3 separate regions of the Mus musculus genome follow, and regions 2 and 3 are each linked to region 1. The links are chromatin loops, found by intact Hi-C in ENCODE. Cell type or tissue: left cerebral cortex. All regions are shown on one strand.

Region 1 (4,000 bases):
AAGAGAAAACCATGTGACCAGGAAGCCGGGCAGTCACATCATCTCTGTGCCTAAGTGGAGCAGAAGCAGCAAAGAACAGAGAGGGCCTCAGCGCTCCATTTATTCTGGTATTCTCTGAATTTCCTTTCGCCTTTTAAAAAATTATTTTTGCAGTGAATATGTCATCTTTGCCTCATCCTTCTAAATTAGAAATAAAGTAAGATTATCTGGGCAGCCACCACTTGGCCAAGTCACCAGGCAGGGAAGGATGCCAGGGGCCCTAAGCCTGGATCCTGCATAATAAAGGCCAGGCACAGGGTCTCTGCATCATCCAGGCAGCGGTGTGCAAGCCCTGGAGGGTGGGCTTTCCCATCCCCCAGCTCCTTCACCATTCCATCTCAGGCTGGGGGAGGTTCATGCCCATCTGGTTTATTCTCTGGGGTTCTCTGAGTCAAGACTATTCCTGGGTCGCTTTGACAATACCCACACCACCCTCACCCATCTGCCCAATCTTTGTTTCCACCTGTGCAGGGCTGGGAGCTAGAGCCCCGAGGACAGCAGAGCCACGGGCTTCTAAGGAGTAAAGGTCTCTCTTAGCAACTGCCCCTTCCAGGGTTCGTCCTGAAGATGGACTTCCCACCCTTCAAAGACCTTTCTTTGCATTTACAGTTATTTCTGAGGCCAACAGGAAGCTACTTTCTGGGAATGCAGCTCAGTAAAGCACTCGTCTAGTATGCACAGTACCCTAAATCTGCTGCTTAGCATCGCATAAACCCGGAATGGTGCTCCAGGCCAGTGATCCCTGTGTAGTTCAAGGTCATCTTTAGCTGCACAGTAAGTTTGAAACTAGTCTGGACTATCTGATGCCCTTTCCTTACACAAACAAATAAACAAACAAACATACTGCTCCTATCTGATGAGTTCCCACTGAGTGTCAGATATAACATCTCACAACAACAACCCTGAAAAACAGAGAGGTTGATTCCTAAGGCCAATTCAGGTATTAGAGAGAAGATTCCAAACCAGATTTTCTAGTGTTAAAACCCAAACTGAACCCTTTTCTGCTGGTCATGAGACATTTTCCATTGTGCACCCATAACTTGAGTTCTTCTAGTTGTCAAATCAAATATTTTATACAACAGCTCCCGAGTGCTTGGTGAATGCTGGTTCTGGGCTTAATGTTTCTATTTAATCTACTTTAATTATCAACCATACCCTTGATTCTTGTGAGATTCAAGAAGAAACTGGAGCCTACCATAGTCAGGAGCTAAGGTCACCCAGCAGTCACAGGCAGCAATCATGACAACACATTCTTCCTAGGGTGCTTCACCCCAAAACGAGGGGAGCATGCTTCCTGCATCGTGGTGACTGCGAGACCTAATTTAAGTTTAAATGCCTGACACAGCAGCACTCGGGAAACGCTGCTTCCCTTTCTTCCCTGTCCAAGGAGAAGCAGGAGATCCACAAGCAGAGACAGTGCGGTGCAGAGTTTGTTCAAGCTGCTCACTGCAAAGCTGCTTCTTGGTGTAACTATCGATGAAAACTAGGCATGCACTTTCCTTAGCCTTCTTCTTACTTAGAAAAAGCAGCAGATGTGTGGGAGCATGTGAACACACCACAGTTCTCCGATGTTTCAGAAGTCAGTTCTTGCCTTCTATCTTGAGGTAGGCTTTCTCCTGTTCTGTGTCCATGCTGCGTGCGCCTAGTGGTTGGCTGGTTCTTGTCTCTCATCTTTTTCTAGGTGTGCCGGGATTACACATTCGTGCCACCAGATCTAGCTTTTCACATGAATTCCAGGGAATGGACTCAGGTGGCCAGGTTTCTGTAGCTGAGCCAGCTCCGTCCCCCTTCTTACTTTCTATGCCATTGCTCCTAGGAAACACTATGAGCCAGAGGCTTGGTAGAGGAGGGGTTTGAATAATCTGTAAAATGAATGTTGATCTCATTTGGATGGGATTTTCAGTACTTTAAGGTACTGAAGGCTTTTCCTCATGGGCTCTTGGTGTCTAGGAGAAACCAAGCATCCTGCCTCTTCACACCAACTCAGTCACTGACCCTGGCTAACTCATTGAATGGGTCAGGAGCTCAGCAGAGTGCTCTGCAGATGAGCTGGGGGCCATGGAGATTCACCATCTGGCATCAACAACAGGCCCAGAAGCAGGCCCAGGTCTACTAGAAAGATCTGAGAGGAATTTATGTGGAACTTCAAAAAATTGAGTATGAAAGATGTAAAACACCTCATCATTTTTATACTGAAATGCCGTGCTGAGCTAATCTGGGTTATTAAGATGTTTAGGGATGATGGTTAACATTCATTTTGTCCATTTCAAGTCTGGATAAACAATTTTGAAAATCACATACACGCCTTCCATTGTATCCCACCGGACAAGCTGTCCAAACCTGAGTTTTGCTTGTGGCTTACTCTTTTTCTCTCTTTCTCCTGCTTCCTCTTGCAGCAGCCAGAGTTTTAGGTAATTTCTTTTTTCTAAAATGAAACTTCTCTCAAGGGGTGGTAGTATTATAAAGTGCTTAGACAGATGAAGAGCCTTGAGGGCTTCTGTACTTAGCAATGTTTCCTTTGTAACAGGCACTTCTCATATTCAGAAAGAACAAATGAGATCAACGCTAAAATGTGAGGTTTCTTACTTCTGAAATTGCCATCAGAATTTCCTTTTATGTTCCTGAAGTTTCCATGGAAGCTTGGGCTCTATAAGACCATCTTCACTTAGAGGTAATGCAGATTTCATTTCTGGGGTTTGGGAGTGATTTTCAACAGCACTTTAGTTCCTCTTGTTTCTCAGTTTTTGTGTGTGTCTGAGAAAAGACACACGGAAACTTTAGAAATTGGCTCTTGAAAGGGATGCTTTGCTTGTCTTTTTCTGACAGGCCGGCCCCCTCATTTCCCCGAGGGGCCTACCTGTCCCATCTCTGCAATGACACAAAGGAAGAACACTGTATACCCTTCCTCTGCTTTGCTTTCATGAAGAGCCCGCCAGAACACAGGTGCTATCAGAGGGCATATGAAACAGAATGTCAACAATTTCTCATCCTAGAGTTTAGCTGCTATAACCCAGTTTCATCTGGAAAACCCCAGAGCTGTGGACCCAGGTCAGGCAGCCAGTAGCTCCTTCTTTCCCTCCTAGACCCCTGGGTGACCAGAGGGCGTATCATAGAATAAACCTCCCTTAGATGGATAAATACTGAGAACAGGTATCCCCTTCCTTATTATAGCAGTCAGCACTCTGCTGTGGTTTGAAGAGAGCTGTCCCCATAGGCTTCCTACTTGCTTCCCAGTCAGTGGTGGAGTTTGGGAAGAGGAGCTTCACTGGAGGAAGTACATCACTAGGGTCGCTTTGAGGCTGTATAGCCCTCCCCATCCCCAATCCTGTTTCTCCCCCTGCAGATAAGCTGTGGTTGGGTCTCTTCTCCTGCCAGGGTACCTTCCCTGCCTGTTGCCATGACTTCACAATGGACTCCCTCCCTCTGGAACTGTTAAGCCTAAGCAAACCCTTTCTTCTCCATGTTGCTTTTTGTCAGGGTGTTTTTTATCAGACCCAGAAGACGCTCAACACTCAGCTGCGCCTAACAATATGGAGTATTAAAACCTTGGAAGAGAATGAGCCTGGCTACATGGGTCAGCAAGCCCAAGTGTGAGCAGGAGACTACAGCCAAGGACAGGTACTGGGGGGAGTTTCAGAAAGACTCTGGGTTAGGTTCTCAATTCTTAATGTAGGGGGATAGAGGAATGAGGGGTGTGTACTTGGCTGCCTTAAACTGGCCAAGATGAGTAACTGGCCTAGGAAAGTCCATGTCTGACACATGCTCCCCGCTGCACCTAGCAATCTCAGGATTCGCAGTAGTGAGGCAAGTAACCCTTGCATTGGACTAGGTGCTGGAGTACAGGGACAGGGAGCTAAGCTCCTTCCTGGGCTTACCCAGACAGCGAGAGGGACAGGCGTCAGCAGAGGTTAGTGGGAAAGTGGGGGCACTTCCCGCAGAGGTATTAGTTAGAGCTGAATGT
Region 2 (4,000 bases), 68 kb before region 1:
TGTTTAGATCTGGAAATCCCCTAATCTCCCTCTTCTCCTTTCCCCCCTGAGGGCCTATAAAAACTGGGAACTCTTTCCCCTCGAGGACGACTCCTCTACCCCTGCGTGGGATATGAGTCGTCCCCAGAGCTCTGGCTTTCCCCGAATAAAGCCTCATGTGGTTTGCAACAAGCTCGGTCTGTCGTGAGTTCTTGGGTGTCCGCTATTGTCCTGAGGCCTGAGCAAGGGGCTCCTCTCGGAGTCTTTCAAGGTATTACGGGATTCTCCGGTAGTACTATGTCCAATTTTCTGAGGAACCACCAGACTGATTTCCAGAGTGGTTGTACAAGCTTGCAATCCCACCAACAATGGATGAGTGTTCCTCTTTCTCCACATCCTCGACAGCATCTGCTGTCACCTGAATTTTTGATCTTAGCCATTCTGACTGGTGTGAGGTGGTTTCTCAGGGTTGTTTTGATTTGCATTTCCCTGATGATTAAGGATGTTGAACATTTTTTCAGGTGCTTTTCTGCCATTCGGTATTCCTCAGGTGAGAATTCTTTGTTTAGCTCTGAGCCCCATTTTTTAATGGGGTTATTTGATTTTCTGGAGTCCACCTTCTTGAGTTCTTTATATATATTGAATATTAGTCCCCTATCTGATTTAGGATTGGTAAAGATCCTCTCCCAATCTGTTGGTGGTCTTTTTGTCTTATTGACAGTGTCTTTTGCCTTACAGAAGCTTTGCAATTTTATGAGGTCCCATTTGTCGATTCTCTATCTTACAGCACAAGCCATTGTTCTTCTATTCAGGAATTTTTCCCATGTGCCCATATCTTCGAGGCTTTTCTCCACTTTCTCCTCTATAAGTTTCAGTGTCTCTGGTTTTATGTGGAGTTCCTTGATCCACTTAGATTTGACCTTAGTACAAGGAGATAAGAATGGATCAATTCACATTCTTCTACATGATAACTGCCAATTGTGCCAGCACCATTTGTTGAAAATGCTGTCTTTTTTCCACTGGATGGTTTTAGCTCCCTTGTCAAAGATCAAGTGACCATAGGTGTGTGGGTAGTCACTTCTGTCACATGTGGTATTGGGAAGTTTATTAGATCTCTCTGAGTCTGGTGTCCTCAACTATAATATTTGGTTATACAAACCTTAAAAGTTCACTTAATAGCCTTAAGGTCATGGGAGTTGGTTTAGTAAGCAAAAACATTTGCCAACCTGAGTTGGATCTCCAGGGCCCATGTGAAGAAGATATATGTCTTCTGAAGGTTACTCATGGACTTCCACATGTGTGTTATAGTATGGATGCCCTTACACACACATATGAACACATACACACACAAAGAAGCATACAGACACACACAGACATGCACTCAAATTCAAACACAGAGACATACACTCAAACATACACACACACAGACACCCAAGCACACACACAGACACATACTCAAACAGACATATAGATAGTCATGCACACCCACAAACATGGGAGCACTCCCACACAGAGACACATATACATACATATGCAGACACAGATGCACACAGACATACACCTGCATACAGACACAAGACACACAGAAACACACAGAGACAAAGACACACACAAATACACAAGCACACAGACATACATACACAGACACACACAGAGAGACTCACACAAGCACACAAAGATACATAGAAGCACAAGCAGACAGACAGGCCGACACATAGACATACACACACACACACAGGCTCACATATAAGCACAGGCTCACACACAGAGATATAGACATATACATTGAGACACAGGCTTACACACAGACATGCACAAAAACACACGTATAATTTCAAAAAGATCATTTAAGGCTTGTATAAATTAATGCTTAGTGTGGGCCTGGAACTTTAGTAAACAATTCCTCCTCCTCCTTCCTCCTCACTCCTCTTCCTCTTCTTTATCCTCTTCCCAACTCCTCAAAGCTCCTCTAACCCTCTGGAGGGTCTCAAGAGGAGGACACTCTTGGTTTTTTGTTTGTTGTTTTTTGGGTTTTTTTGTCTTGTTTTTGTTTGCTTTGTTTGTTTGTTTGTTTTAGTTTTTCGAGACAGGGTTTCTCTGTGTAGCCCTGGCTGTCCTGGAACTCACTCTGTAGACCAAGCTGGCCTCGAACTCAGAAATCAGCCTGCCTCTGCCTCCCGAGTGCTGGAATTAAAGGCGTGCACCACCACCGCCTGGCTAGGACACTCTTGTTTTATGATCATTTTGAAAGGGTGGACAGGGGAAGGAAACAAATCTATCTAGCATCTGTTCTAGGGTATCTTGTCTCGATTCCTTTTGCATGTGATGTAGTCAGATTCCTGTAGAGGGCACGAGCTGGCAGATACTACTAGAGAAATCAGATTTGTTAAACACACAGGCTTTTTTTTTTTTCTTCAACAGAAAAAATTAACATGTTTCCCATCTAGACGGCTGGGAATGGATGTATTAACACCTAGTAATCTTTGCTCTTCTGTAAAGGCAGCCCCACTGAATCCCCCCGAATCCGGAGCACTGTTCTCAGTCAGCAGAACCCATTCTTGTGGAAAAGGTCACAGGCGCTTTACTAAAGAGCTCTGCTTTGCCAGAGAGTTTTGATGCAGCCAAACTTAAAGCTTTGTTGTGAGAATTGTCACAAGGACACTTATCCCCAAAGTTTTACTGCTTAAATGTGTAGGAAACAAATAGCTTGGTGTCAGATTCCAGAAGTTTTGAGCTAGCCCCAGCTAAGTCTTGCTGAGTCATTTCACTGCTGGTCATGAGGCTTGCAGAGACCCCCACAGTTTCCATTTTCATTCTTCACTCCCCACACCAGAATATTCTTTGTGATATCTTTAGTGTTTTTATAATCTGTCCTGATGAAGAAGGTTGAATAAGGAAACCGGCCCTGCAGATTCAGTGATTCTCTGTAACATTTTAGTCATCGATCTTAGCACCACGTCTAATGACTTCCTCTTCCTTGGCAAAAGACAAAGATGTCAATGACAGGTCACAGGGTGAGCAGTGTAAAGGAACGCAGCTTAATTGCAGTGGGAATGAAGAACTGCGTCAGAGACTGGGCAGACAATTTTACTCTGTGTGGTCTCTTTCTCTATAACACGTGTGCTCAGAATGCCTAGAACCACTCATCACTGATGGATTATCTCAACAAATGCCTGTGTTGATGAGCCAGCCAGCCAGGAGGCAAGCATGTGGAATCGGAAGTTCTGTGTTTAAATTCTAGCTGTGGGCTTGTCCTTTAGTGTCTGACCATTGACCAATAACCCTTCCTGGCCTCACGTTCTCATCTGTAATTGGTGGCAATACCTATCTGCCTGAGAGCAGTCAACAAGGAGTAAATGAGAAAATGTGTGGAAGTTGCCTGGTGCTGTAGAGAGACCTCGTTCTTGTGAATAAAAGATTTCAGAAACAGACTCAGATGGAAATCCCAAAACAATTTGATCAAAATTTGAGAGAAAAACAATAGCAAAGCCAAGCTAAAAGTCCCCGAAGCTGCTAGAGAGAAAAGCCTTAGGTTAGACAAGGAGGCAGAGAGACACTGGGAGACCTCGAAGTGATTAGGAGAGCATGCCTTGACTTACAGCCAGTATCCAAAAAGATAAAGAAAAGTAAAGGGAAACCAGCTGAGTGCAGAGATGAAGACTACTTTCAGAGAGCATCCCAGTCTTGACTCTTGTGTTAAATGACACAAGACTGTACCATGGAAACAGAGAAATAGAGACAGTTTACTAATGGTAGGAAAGCATGCCTAAGAGGGAGAGTGCGCTTGAGAGCTGAGGACAGAGAGGGAAAGCATTCAGCCACGCAGAGAATACAGCTCTTTTTTTTTTCAATTTTTTTTATTATGTATTTTCCTCAATTACATTTCCAATGCTATCCCAAAAGTCCCCCATACCCTCCCCCCCCCCACTTCCCTACCCACCCACTCACACTTTTTGGCCCTGGCGTTCCCCTGTACTGGGGCATATAAAGTTTGCATGTCCAATGGGCCTCTCTTTCCAGT
Region 3 (4,000 bases), 130 kb before region 1:
ACCATGTGTTTTCTGATGGTCGTGACCCACAGGTTGAAAACCTTGAGAACCACCGGATTAGACCATATTAAAAAGTAAGAGTCAGGTTCAGAAATGCGCACGCTTTGCCATGATCATGTGACCAAGAATGATCACATTAGGTCCAGCATGTGTCTAGCTCCAAGATCAAGCTCTTATTGCTAGAGTGTCCTGCACTGTGATGATTTAAACAGACCTACAAAGCAAGTATCCTCCAGATAAAGAACCAATGTTTGCTCTGAGAGGACCCAAGAAGCATGATACGGCCCAATAGAGAACTGGCTCCAAAGACCCACACTCAAAGTCCCCATTCAATGTGAGGAATGGCTTTCAAGTAAAAATAAATGTTCAAAGTGGACAGAGCTGCCAAGGACACAGTGTCCCATGTCACCAGCCACATCTAAGTGCATCTGGTGACAGCTTGAAAAGAGTGTTCCTGAAGGAATTTACACATTGGTTGAGGGATGGACTGCCCAAATTTGAGATCGCTCTATTTCCAAACTGCCTTGATCATGTTAGAATCAGGTCTTCCCATAGCACAGGTATGCCACAACCCGCTGAGGAAAGTTTGCACACAACTGTTCCTTACCTCTGGTTAGTCTCCACCAATTCCATCAGAGATCTGGAGAACCTCTGCCCCAGGAACGAGTCTCACATTATTTAAGCTTCTTAGAAGAGTTGATTGGCTAAAACACAATATCAATTCCAAGACACATTTTGGCTCCATGTCTGCGATATAGGTTCCCTTTGAAGTGCATGGAAATCAGTCTGGGTTGGAATTTAGTAATGGGTTTAGTGGGTGGCATCAAATCAGCCACCCACTCTTCTTGCAGTGGGTGACAAGCGATTGCTCCTTATGGTCAGAACCCTCTATACCGTCCAGGGTCTGGAACTACAGAAGATGGTCAGGCCTCGAGGAGATGGGGGCGAGCTCAGGTCCCCTTCTGTCACCTTTGTACCCTCCTCACTCTGCCCTGCTCTTTTCACTTGCAAGAGGCCTTGGGACTTCCAGGAGTCACAGAGTCTACATGACACCCTCTTCCCACCCCTGGAGGTGAGCTGCTGTGGTAGGGGTGACCTCCATTTAACTCCTTGACTGCCTAGTGCCATGCGGGCATCACCAGGGAAAGTAAAGGGTACACAGCCTTTAATAAACAAGACCTGGGCTCTTACCTGCTTTCACCCTCAGCTGTGAGACCTTCACGTGTTTTCTAGGTCATCATGCATCCACTGAAGCCTCGGATCTCCATCACCAAGGGTGTCATATATATTGCTGTCATCTGGGTCATGGCTACCTTCTTCTCTCTGCCACATGCCATCTGCCAGAAACTGTTTACCTTCAAGTACAGGTGAGAAGTGTTAGTTGGAGTAGCCTGGGGCTCAAGGGAGAGTGTACCATGCTGACCTCCAGAATAGACCTGGCCCACAGTCACTGGGACTAAACAGGAGCCCCCTCTGGATGTGACTCTCGCTGTCGAGCGCACGTGCCTCATGAGCTGTTCTTGCCAGTTCTCATCCTGTCTCGTGGCCCATGCTGAGTCCCTGCATCCTCTTTTCAACCCACCCTTGCTTTCTAGTCCGTTTGCAAGGGCAAGGCAGTAGTTACCAGGTTCTGCCACCAGGGAGTGTGTGCTCACACAGATAACCACTCAGCCCTGTTTAAAATAAGCAAGAATTCCCTGCTCGCAGAACTTAGAAAGAAAATAAGCATGAGTATATGCTTCTGAGGCAGGATTCCCTATCCCCCCACTACCCAGTTTGATCCTTAACATATGCTCCTACCAAATGGTAAACTCCTTCTTTCAAACACTCAGTTAAAAACAACAACAGAACCCACACCTACTTCATAATCGCCTTTCTCCATGGCAGACTGCACAGAAGGAAGAGCGATCTCACTTTGAACTCATGATCTCTCTGAGTCGATCCCTAACTCTGCCTCCACACTGCAAACCTGCAGTACACATTCACCAACAGTGAACCAAGGAGGGAACTTTGAGTGGTTTTGTCATCTTACAGCTTTCCCCTGGGAAACAGCTGCCTCCTCCTTCCGTTTCTAGAAAGAATGTGTAAGGAAGCTAGTAAGGCCTGGACAGGGCTAGAGGCATGTGTACTGTACCACCTGCTCTCCTGACCTTCCATCTGTTTTAATGGTTGCTCTTTGGGGTGAGCACTGATTACAAAGGGGACTCAAGAAAGAGCTGGTTTCCTAAGCAGGGACATCGCTGTTTCATTCCTTCATTGATCCGTTCATTCATCATTCATTCATTCATTCATTCATTGAATATCTGTGGACCCACTGTGTCCAAAAGGTAATGCCAGGTTTAGGGGACACAGAGTCTGGAGTCTTCCTGACCTCTATAAAATGTTCCATGGAGAGTGAAGCATGATGGGATGCTTAGGCTGCATACCAAAAAGGCTGTGACAGATTGCCCAGCCTTAGGTAGGGAGGCCAGCATTCCTCCATAGGACATGGTAATACTGACACCCTCACTCATAGCCAGTCATCTTCCTTCCTCCTCTACCCCCCAACCCCTGGCTCAGTGAGGACATTGTGCGCTCCCTCTGCCTGCCGGACTTCCCGGAGCCAGCTGACCTCTTCTGGAAGTATCTGGACCTGGCCACCTTCATCCTGCTCTACCTACTTCCACTCTTCATTATCTCAGTGGCCTATGCTCGTGTGGCCAAGAAGCTGTGGCTCTGTAACACCATTGGCGACGTGACCACAGAGCAGTACCTCGCCCTGCGACGCAAGAAGAAGACCACCGTGAAGATGCTGGTGCTTGTGGTAGTCCTCTTTGCCCTCTGCTGGTTCCCTCTCAACTGCTATGTCCTCCTCTTGTCCAGCAAGGCCATCCACACCAACAATGCCCTCTACTTTGCCTTCCACTGGTTTGCCATGAGCAGTACTTGTTATAACCCCTTCATCTACTGCTGGCTCAATGAGAACTTTAGGGTTGAGCTTAAGGCATTGCTGAGCATGTGCCAAAGGCCACCCAAGCCGCAGGAAGACAGGCTACCCTCCCCAGTTCCTTCCTTCAGGGTGGCATGGACAGAGAAGAGCCATGGTCGGAGGGCTCCACTACCTAATCACCACTTGCCCTCTTCCCAGATCCAGTCTGGGAAGACAGATCTGTCATCTGTGGAACCCGTTGTGGCCATGAGTTAGGGAAAGCTGGAAGTTGGTGGGGGAGGGTTCTTTCCTCTCACAATTGACCAGACACTAACAGAGTTGGAAAGTAACACAGAAGCAGTGAGATGCTTGGGTTCCTAGGAACCTGTCCAGCCCCATCTGATTTGCAAACTTTCTAGAAGATGCCATGAGGTGGTGTGTGTAGATCTTTGAGCAAGAGCTCTGGAAACCACCTCAGCTTCAACAGAGGCTGGTCCAGTCAACCACCTCCAATTGTGTAGCATCTGCCACCTTGCCCTTCCTACTGCTGAGCAACCACAGGGGGACTTGAGCCATACTATTGGTGGGCCTGCCCCACATGCTCAGAAAAGAACAGGCACAAAGGCTTTCTGAAGTCATTGGAACAGGAATAATCACACAGCTTCAGTGACCTTGGCTCTATCCATGACCAGACAGGACCCATTTTGGCTTCTTAAAAACAAAGAGAAATTAGTATTGCCACTTTGAAAAGTTCAGAAAAGTAAAGAAATGAGTTCAGCCCTCAATTTGTAAAAAAAGGAAAAAAGAAAAAAAAAAGAAAAAGAAAGAAAAAAGCCTGTTAATATGCTGTAAATTTATCTGTAGCTTTGCCTTCTGTGTGTGTACATTTGTACTTTTAAAATCCTGAACTACACGTGTCCATGTAGATTGTAATAATTAGCAAGAAACTGGAATATATCAGAGTATTATTGAATTCCTCCGTAATGAATGGGGCCCCTCAGTAAATGAGAATAGAAGGGAGAGGAGAGGAGAGCAAGGTGAGGGTCAACTCTGTCTTGTAACTAGCGATGGGTGGGGCCTAGCCCCACCCTA

Evidence for each region. Hi-C counts contacts between places; a loop is a spot of excess contacts. Peaks named below come from ENCODE experiments on the same cell type or tissue, not always from the same donor. Only the 100,000 strongest peaks of a DNase experiment are listed, where the experiment ranks them.
Region 2: it touches region 1 in a loop (2.0-fold over the local background); 3 of 42 quality-filtered maps call a loop at or near these places.
Region 3: a loop joins it to region 1, with 3 times the contacts of the local background. A loop is called at or near these places in 3 of 42 quality-filtered maps.

Annotation. Positions count from the first base shown.
Region 1 is chr9:14,997,436-15,001,435 of GRCm38, forward strand. No RefSeq gene overlaps it. Among named protein-coding and RNA genes, the nearest start is that of n-TKctt4, 41 kb to the left of the region's middle. In left cerebral cortex, CTCF peaks have their summits at 1,671 and 1,908; DNase peaks (open chromatin) are centred at 71, 411 and 1,533; H3K27ac peaks cover 1,963 bases.
Region 2 is chr9:14,929,081-14,933,080 of GRCm38, forward strand. No RefSeq gene overlaps it. Among named protein-coding and RNA genes, the nearest start is that of Izumo1r, 27 kb to the left of the region's middle. In left cerebral cortex, a CTCF peak has its summit at 2,334 (motif pointing right); a DNase peak (open chromatin) is centred at 2,392.
Region 3 is chr9:14,865,616-14,869,615 of GRCm38, forward strand. Gpr83 (G protein-coupled receptor 83) reads left to right here. Exons shown (of 4, transcript NM_010287.3): 3 at 1,234-1,367; 4 at 2,560-4,000. The coding sequence ends at 3,184. Among named protein-coding and RNA genes, the nearest start is that of Gpr83, 7.4 kb to the left of the region's middle. In left cerebral cortex, a CTCF peak has its summit at 1,638; a DNase peak (open chromatin) is centred at 1,633.